2 separate regions of the Mus musculus genome follow, and region 2 is linked to region 1. A link is a loop called in an ENCODE intact Hi-C map of the cell type or tissue named here. Cell type or tissue: left cerebral cortex. All regions are shown on one strand. Each heading gives the region's core, and the rest is flanking DNA. Links, peaks and the distances in the headings are about the cores only.

Evidence for each region. Peaks named below come from ENCODE experiments on the same cell type or tissue, not always from the same donor. Only the 100,000 strongest peaks of a DNase experiment are listed, where the experiment ranks them.
Region 2: a loop joins it to region 1, with 14 times the contacts of the local background. A loop is called at or near these places in 4 of 42 quality-filtered maps.

What each region holds. Positions count from the first base shown.
Region 1 is chr9:99,717,665-99,722,390 of GRCm38, reverse strand. No RefSeq gene overlaps it. Among named protein-coding and RNA genes, the nearest start is that of Cldn18, 10 kb to the right of the region's middle. In left cerebral cortex, for the core only: no CTCF peak of the experiment used is centred there; DNase peaks (open chromatin) are centred at 2,183 and 2,721; H3K27ac peaks cover 218 bases.
Region 2 is chr9:99,833,855-99,838,217 of GRCm38, reverse strand. It overlaps the pseudogene Gm518. Among named protein-coding and RNA genes, the nearest start is that of Sox14, 40 kb to the left of the region's middle. In left cerebral cortex, for the core only: no CTCF peak of the experiment used is centred there; DNase peaks (open chromatin) are centred at 1,272, 2,085 and 2,448; H3K4me3 peaks cover 398 bases; H3K27ac peaks cover 731 bases.

The sequences.
Region 1 (4,726 bases), core at 418-4,417:
GAATTGCAGTTAAACAGACTTATTCCTTATCTCTTTCTCTTCCAGGCTCCTTCTTTCTCCCATCTTCTTCCCTCCCTCCAAAACCCCCTCTCTTCCTGCTTTCTCTAAACATCTATTTTCTATGTGTATGCGTATTTGCCTGCATGTATATACGAGCATCACGTGTGTATCTGGTACATACAGAGGCCAGAAGAGGACACTGGATCATCCAGTACTGGAGTCACAGATAGTTGAGAGCTACAATGTAGGTTCTGGGAACCAAACCCAGGTCTTCTACAAGAGCGGTCATGAGTTCTTAACTGCTGAGTCATTTTGTCAACCATTTTGTTTTCTTAATACCCACAGTGCAGCCTGGGTAGAAAAGGGTTCATTTCAGGAAACAAGAAGCCAAAACTGAAACAGAGAGGCCACAGAGGGGTACTGCTTACTAGCTTGCTCCCCACAGCTTATTCAGCCTACTTTCCTACAACACCCATGACCAACCAGCCCAGTTGTGGCCCCGCTCACTGTGAGCTGCACCCTTCCACATCAACTATCAATAAAAACAAAAACAAAAAACAGGCTTGCCGAAAGGCCCATCTGGAGGGAGTTTTCTCTGGAGGGTCCCTCTTTCCAAATGACTCTAGCTTGCATCAAGTTGACATAAAACTAGGCAGCCCATCCATATTTATAACTTGTACATAGTTATGCATTTCTGGGACCAAAGACTATGCCATATTTGTTTCCACACTGCCAGTGCTCAGTGGACTGACTGCACAACCCAACAGCCACCTCTTAGACAAATGCATCCATGAATGCATCGAATCAATCATCTAAAAACCATCAGCCACTTCATGACAGTCTACATCCCTGTCCACAGAGCACTACCCGAGTCCATCTAAGATCATGGAAACCCTCCCAGGAACAATCTGTTCCTTCCTTTCTCGTCTATTCTTGTTGTGAGCTAGTTTTCCCCAGATAACACTCTGCCCACCTCTGTTCCTGCCCCTCAGCCATAACATCCAGAGTCATTAAGTAAGTTTGACTAACCCCAAGCCTAACACCTCACCCCAGGGCCACCGAAACTTCCACCCTCACTTTCCACTCAAGAGTTGTGTTGTTGCCCTTCATACTTTGGCATGGCTACTCAATGAACCTTATCAGTAAATATCTCACTGGCGATAGCCAGAAGCCCAGCAGCTCCAGACTTCTGCACATACGCTGGTCCCTAGACTACCCTGGCCCATGATCACACTGCCGCATCTGAGAAAAAACTGTGAAATATTAATACAGACCTAGCTATGGATGAAATTCTTCTATTCTGAGATTATAGTTTCCTATCTATGGTATTAAAGCATTCTCTTATGATTGTAATAATTTATCTATCCTTTGCTTGGAAAATTAAGTTGGCAATTCTCTTTATGTTCTTAAATTTTTTACATAAAAACATATTCATTCATAAAAATCATAAAGGCTTGGAACCACCAAATCATCTGCAAACTCAAAATCCTTTATTTGACTTGTTCTTCCAGTGGAGAGAGAACTTGAAGGGTTACAGACTAGACTTTCTAGCCAGCCACCATGCTTAGAAGGTGGATTGGGTTCCTGGGACAGTTGGCTCCAGCTAGAATGAAGGAGTTAGAGAAAGGGCAGAGAGGAAAGAACCAGAAAGGTAAGGGTTCCCTGTGATGATAGCCATCCTTGCCACAGGCTGGCTATATATACGAATTCTGCCCTGTAAGGGCCTGTGTCTCAGCACATAAACCTTTGCTGGCAGCAGAAAAAGCAGCGTCCTGGCTAATGTCCATTTTCATGTGTTCCATGTTTGCATTTCAACTACAGATATAGTTGAAAATTTACAGATCTTCTTCTTGCTGAGTCCAAGAGCGTGTATGTTGCTTTGTTCAAAATCTTTCCCAAAAATTTGCTTGAGTTTATGAGCTGATTTGATTCTTATGTTTTGTCGAAAATTCATATGTTGTTAGTCACTCAACTGGTACATAAAGCAATAACTAGTAACAAAACCCTAATGGACACTAGGCAGTATCTGGTTGCTCATGCTTGCTGGCTTTAGAATTGAATCCTGAACTGAATGGAATAGAGTAAATGAACATTTATATCCCTAGCACATAAACAGAGGCATATTGTCTCATGACTCCCAGAAGCTAAACTGAGTGGAAATGAGTCATGACTTGGAACACCCACATTAGACTGAAACTCAGGTTAGATGGTCGTTTCTGTGAGTCATATCTGAGTTGGCAGTATGAGCTCATGACAAGAACATGTTCAATTTTTCATAAGTTCTGGGATGGCTGCTTCACTTGGAGAGAGTAAGTGGGACTTCCCACTCTTGGACATTTTAATTTATATATCAGAGCCCACACTTAATGCTAAAGACCTCTGAATATAGAAATGTTTGGTTTGTTATTTTTCAGTGTATCTTTAGGTTGTAGACAAAAGATAGTCTCAACCAGGCATAGTGGTCCAAATCTGTAAGGTAGAAAATTGTGTGTTGGCAATAAGACTGGGCAACATAGAAAAATTGTCAGAAGAAAAAAAGAGAAGGAAAAGGGAAGGAAGGGGGATAGAGAGAGTGGAGGAAGGAAGGAGGGAAGAGAGGGAGGGAGGGAGGAAGGAAGGCAGGAGAAAAGAATTGTTTCCATGGCACAGTCAGTTACCAAGATGCAGTTTGTCTTTGAGACCTGAAGATCCTTTAAAATGTTGTACAAGATTTCCTTTGGGAATTCTCCAACCCTGAGACCTAAATGAGACTGGTTTGAATATTCATTTCATACCCTAGAAAATTCTTCTGTCCTCCCCAGGATTTGTCAGAATATCTAGGAATCTTACATTTTAGTAGCCACCTCTAAATGCAATGCCCCACCCACTACTTAAGTCTACCAGATGTGGTACCACACAACTATAATCGCAACACTTACAAGGTGGAGATGTCAGGAACAGGGGTTCAAGGTTGTGCTCTGCTATATAGAGAACCAAGACCAGCCTAGGCTAAATGAAGCCCTCCCTCAAAATAAAATGAAATAGGAATAGGAATAGGAATAGGAATAGGAATAGGAATAGGAATAGGAATAGGAATAGGAATAGGAATAGGAATAGGAATAGGAATAGGAATAGAGATAGGAATAGAGATAGGAATAGAGATAGGAATAGAGATAGGAATAGAGATAGAAATATAGAGAAACTGGAGCACAGAAAAGTTAACTAATGATGTAAAACAGATCATGGAGTTATAGAAGAGCATTGACTCTCGAACCCAGACCCAAAATACAAATGGGGCTGCAGAGATGGCTCTGCAGGCAAGAGCCCCTGCTGTGTACACATGACACTGTGCACTCATGACGACTTGAGTTCCTATCCCTGGCACTCTCATAAAAAACTATGCAGGGTTGTGTGCATGCAACTCCAGCGCCATGAAAGAGACAGGGGGAACCACTGCAGGACTTGCTGGTCTCCAGCCTAGTTTCAAGTTCAGTGAGAGGCCCTGTCTCAAGGGAACATGAGTTTACTTTCAGTGTTTATACACACTACATACACACACCAACAAAAAACAAATGTAGAAATAATACATGAACCAAAAACTTTATTCTTTCTGCGCGTAGAGACATCTTGTGAGAGAAGGCTGCGGTTTAATTTGTGGTTCACGTGAAGAAATACGGCATGACAGTCATTACCAATGGCTAAAGCCACTGCTGGTAATATCATCAGTCTCTCTGGGATCCTGATGTTAGCCAGCGCCTTCTGAGTATGTTCTGTGTGTGATGCATGGCACTGCATGTTCAGTCTACAAGACAATCCAAATAACCCAACACTATTTCTATCTCATTTTGCAGATGGAGGCATTGAGGCTCACAGAGGTTAAGTGGGCTGCCGTTGTCTATATTTGGATATTAAGCAATGAGGTAGGCATTGAATCCAGACTACCCAGCTCCAGAACTCAAAGATCTTCTTGCAACTTACTTCTGCTCTCCTCTCTCTGTCATGACCTGTCTGTTGATTCATGCAGAATTCACTCTTATGCCACCAAAGCTGCAAATGACTTAGACACATAACTAGTCCATTCCATCAAACATTCGATAGAGCTGATTTTTCACTATATACATATTCCATGTTTGCAAATTTTGTAAAAATCTATCATAATCAAATTCAATATTCATGGCACTCCACAGCCCTAAGTAGGCATGTGCAGAAGGTAAGGCTTTGGGTTACCCATTTGTGTGCTCCCAATAGAGAGAGAGCAGGGTAACTCATGCCTTCTGTTTTTGCTCCCATACAGTAAATAAGCATCCTCTCGGAAGTGTATTTAGTGAGTCCTTTCTCCTGTTTTGGCACTTCCCGTTGGTTTTGCTGTTTTAAATGGTTCACCATAGAAAGTGCTGAAGTTCTTTCTGCTTTTAATAAGCATCAGTAGGCTACCACATTTCCCGTGGAGAAAATGCATAAGTGAGATTGTAGGCATAAATTATATTACTATTGACCATAATTTCAATGCTAATAAATCAAAACTATATATTAAATTATATATCATTAAGTAGAAGTACACATAAAATAAGGTTATCCATTATGGATGAAAATTTGACCAGAGATTCACAAAAAACTAGTGGTGTGTTTTCCCTATAGGCAATGTTTCAAAATTTGCTAATTCAATATTGTGATTCTTTTTAACATAATGACCATGAAGAATGAGAATCAATTTTATTTGCCGAAGTTTTTAACTAAGGAGGCAGGG
Region 2 (4,363 bases), core at 364-4,363, 120 kb before region 1:
TTGGTTGAGCTTATCATTATTTTTCCAGTTTCCACCAGACTTTTTCTCTAAGGTCTATTTTTTTTAATCCTTGTGTTTTTAACTTGTTGTATAATCATCTATAAATGTACATAAGTACCTACTTGAAAAACAAACGCGTGAACCAGTGGAATGTAATAGAGGACCCAGAAACAGACTCACACAGCTGTAGCCTCACTTATTTTCAACCAAGTTGACAGAAACAGACATTGGGGAGGAAAAACCCCCTTCCACGAATGCTGCTGGAGAAACTAGATGGCTACCTATAGAAGAATAAAATTCAACTCCCACCCTTCTCTCTCCACAAAACATCAATTCACAATGGATCAAAGACCTAAAAGTAAAACCTGAAACTTCGAAACTCACATCGGAAAACAGATAAAATACTTCAAGATATAGAAATAAGCGAAGACTTTCTGTTGGGAGGACTCAAGGGTATAGGGAACAATCTGAGGAACGGACAGGTAGAGTTACATGGAATTGGAGCTTGTGAAAGCAATGGCAGCCATCAGGAGAAAGAGCAAGAAGATGACAGAATGGTAAAAACTGCCGAGCACACATTAGACAGGGAATTAATAACCAGAATACATAATGAACTCCAAAACATAAACACCCCAGACTAATTATACAACCAATAAATAGGCCAATTTCTTCCAATGTAACAATATAAATGGCCAATAAATATTGGGAGGGGGGAATCCAACATTCTTAGCTGTCAGGGAAATAAAACTGATTTCAGATTCCATCTTATCATGGTCAGAACGTCTCTCATCAAAAAAATCAAATGATAGGCCCAGCGGTTAGAAGCACTGACCACTCTTTCAGAGGGATTCAGATTCGACTACCAGAACCAACATGGTAGTTCACAAGTATCTGTTATTCTAGTTCCAGGGGATCCAGTGTCCTCTTCTGGCCTCTGCAGGCCCAAGGTAAATACATGGCACACAGAGACACATGCAGACCAAGAAAAAAAATACATACACAATTTTTAAAAATTAATTAAATGCCATTGAGTGTTGGTGAGAATATGAGGGAACAGGAAACCTTATGCATAGCTGCCGGGAAGATAAGTTGGTTCACTCTCTTTGAAAGTTAAAACTACCTTGTGACTCAGCGATGCTATTTCCAGCCCAACTCTCCACTTCCCACTATAACTAAGAAACAGAACCAGCCTAGATACCCATCGGCAGATGAACAGATAAAGAAAATGTGGCACACGCACACGATGCCGTCTTACTCAGTCATGAAGAAAAATGAAATTCTAGCATTTGCAGGGATGGCATCTGAACCGAATGAAGCTCTTTATGCTAAATGAAGGAAGAGTGTCATATGTAGACTCGAGACGTAGAGGAGTGTGTTCGTGGGTGGAGAGGCATGGGGAGGATGTAACATTAAGGGAGGAATGGGGAGAAGAAAGTAGCGGAATACACACGAAGTGAAAGCATGGCAGGGACCGTGTGGGAGGAAGCAGGCAGTGGCCTGATGAGCCTGGGAAGGAGGAGAGAAGGCAGTGGAGGAGGTGATGGACATGGGCAAAAATAAAATGGCGAAATAAAATGTAAACAACACGATGGAGCCATTGCTTTGGATAGCTTAAAATAAATAAATAAATAAAATAAACTACTTGCTAAAGAACAATCGAGTTGTTGAAGCTCAATAAAGCCCAGTGACATACCTTTTAGTGGAAGGGCCTGGGACAACTGCTGGAGAGATTGAGGGGGATGCCGTGCGTTGTTTTCAGCCACTCTTGTGCACCCCTTAAAGTGCTTGGTGGAAACTTGGCCCAGCAGTGCATTTGATTCCTAGGCAGAAATGAAAGAACAAAGAACTGCTGGGACTAGACTGGGATGGAAATGTATGACTCAATCATTCATTCACTCATTCATTCATTCATTCATTTACTTCAAGCCTTCTATGTGGGGTACACTATGCCTGGGGCTCCTCTTAACTCCCAGGAACACCTGCACCACCCCTTCCTGCCACCTTTGGATGGATGTGCTGTCACGGCTTAGATTCATTTCTCTCCTCTTGAAGACCTATCATCCTTGCACACTACGGGCCCAGTTTAATCTTGGCTTAAAAATAAGATCATTCTTTCCCCCATTTATGGAGGGGATTCTCCACAGGGTAGAGGTGGTGCTGCTGGGTGGGCTGAGGTAGAGAGACTGCCTGAGACGGCTTTTCTCCCCTCTGCAAACTCTGAGAGTCCCACTTGGACTCCAGAGTCCCATTGAGAGCACGGCAGCAATGTTGATGTGCAATTCTAATGCCGATTTTAGCAGCCTAAGTGCTTTTTAATGCATAGCATTACAGCAAGTGGGCCCTATTCTCTCAGTCTCTGAATAGCTGTCTGGAGGGGCGTAATTCCCAGCTCGGCCTCCAAGCACAGTTATTTACAAGCCCGGTTGCACGCTCACGTCAAGTGTGGTGAGAGCCAGAATGGAGATGGGCTGAGTTTAAAGCAATTTGGCAAGTCTTTATTCCCTGCATAATCATGCTGGCGCCTCAGCCACCCCCACCTGAGTGTCTGTCCATATATGGTAAAGCAAGTCTGAAAATTTGGGGAGACCAGCTGCAGAAGAAATAATTCTGCACCTCCCCCCTTCCATCTGGCTCTGAAATTGCCCCCCTGGCCTCTTAGCTGTGCCTTGCTACTCTGCCCAAATTAAGATTCTCAGCCCAAATCTGCTATCTATATCAGTCAGTCACTCCATTCCTTAATCCATCCATTCATCCATCCATCCATCCATCCATCCATCCATCCATCCTTCCATCTGTCTATCCAAACATCTCATCCTAAAATTCGGTGAGTCTTTAAAAGTAAACTTTCTGTTCTATTCCTGCCCAGTCCTTCCCAGTACAACATTGGTTCAACAACTAAGTCAGATCTCAAAACTACTATTCTGAGCTGGACATGGAGGTGTGTATCTATCATCCCAACGGTTGAGAGGCAGAGGCAAGGAACCACAAGTTCAATGTCAATGTAGGCTGGTCCAGTTGACCCTTATCCTAAAATGTACACACAACAAACAAACCAACTCCTCTGTCAATGACTTACGATCAAATTTAAATTAAAATCCAATTCCTTATAAAACACTGTGTAGGGCTTGGTTTCAGCTTCTCAGCTTCCTCTCCTGTATTTATTATAATGTAGGCACATTGGCCTCCTCCTGGCTGGTTTTCAGATAACCAGGAGCTTTGACCTAGCCCAGGACACTTTTAACTCTAGTAACTCTTCTATTAACTCTTCGCCTCCCACAACTTTGCTTAAATCTAAACTCAAGCTTTATTTCTTTCAAGATGCCATTGCTGTAAGACTCTCTTCTTCCTCTTATCTACTCTCAAACTCATTATCTTTTATGATGGCACATGGGACGTCTCAGGAGTGCTCACTGGGTGAACCTTCTTAAGTGTTAATGGGTCTGCACGCTTCTCTCTCTGGTGTTTCTTATTGCAACTGCAGCGTCCAAGGCTGCTGTCTTGGTCATCTTGTGATCCATGAAGTTGGAATATCGTGGATATTTATTTCCTTTTCATTTTTGTCCTTACCTATTTTGTTTATTTCCAATCCAATGTATACAATATCCCACATGGAAAATGTCAGTTATCCTCTAAGCCAGTGGTTCTCAACCTGGGGGCCAAGACCCCTTTGGGGGTGGATTATCTATTAAATACCCTACATACAAGATATTTATACTATGATTTGTAACACTAGCAAATTACAGTTATGAAATGACAGCAAAATCATTTAATGTTTGGGGTCACCACACACACTGTGAGGAACTGTGTTAAAGGGTCACAGCCTTAGGAAGGGTGAGAACCTCTGCTCTAAGGTATGCAGTTGAAAACCTAAAGCAAAGCAGCAACTTTGCCCGGGCTCCCCCTCCTGGCTTTACCTCTCCTTTGTTAGCCCATTAGCTTGGGATTTACCCCCAAATACTTCTAAATACATCTGCATCACTAATTTATACTATTTCAGTTTGCAGAATTATTTGTTGGCTTTCCTCTACAGATACACACAAAAAAAAGTGAAAATGTACTGGACTTTGTCTATGAGAGATGGTTTGGGGGTCTCTTTTCTACTTCCCAGCCAATCATATGAATGTTACCTTCCCGCCCTGAGACTTCCACTCAAGCTAATCTTCATTTTGGTTGAACTAATATTCCATTTTCAAACTTTTTATTGGTTATTTTATTTATTTGCATTTTAGATGTTGTCCCCCTTCCCGTCTCCTCTCTGCAGACCCCTCATTCCATCCCCCTCCTCTTAGCTTCTGTGAGGGTGCTCCCCCACTCACCCACCCACCCACTCCTACCTCACTATCCTAGCATTCTCCTCCACAGG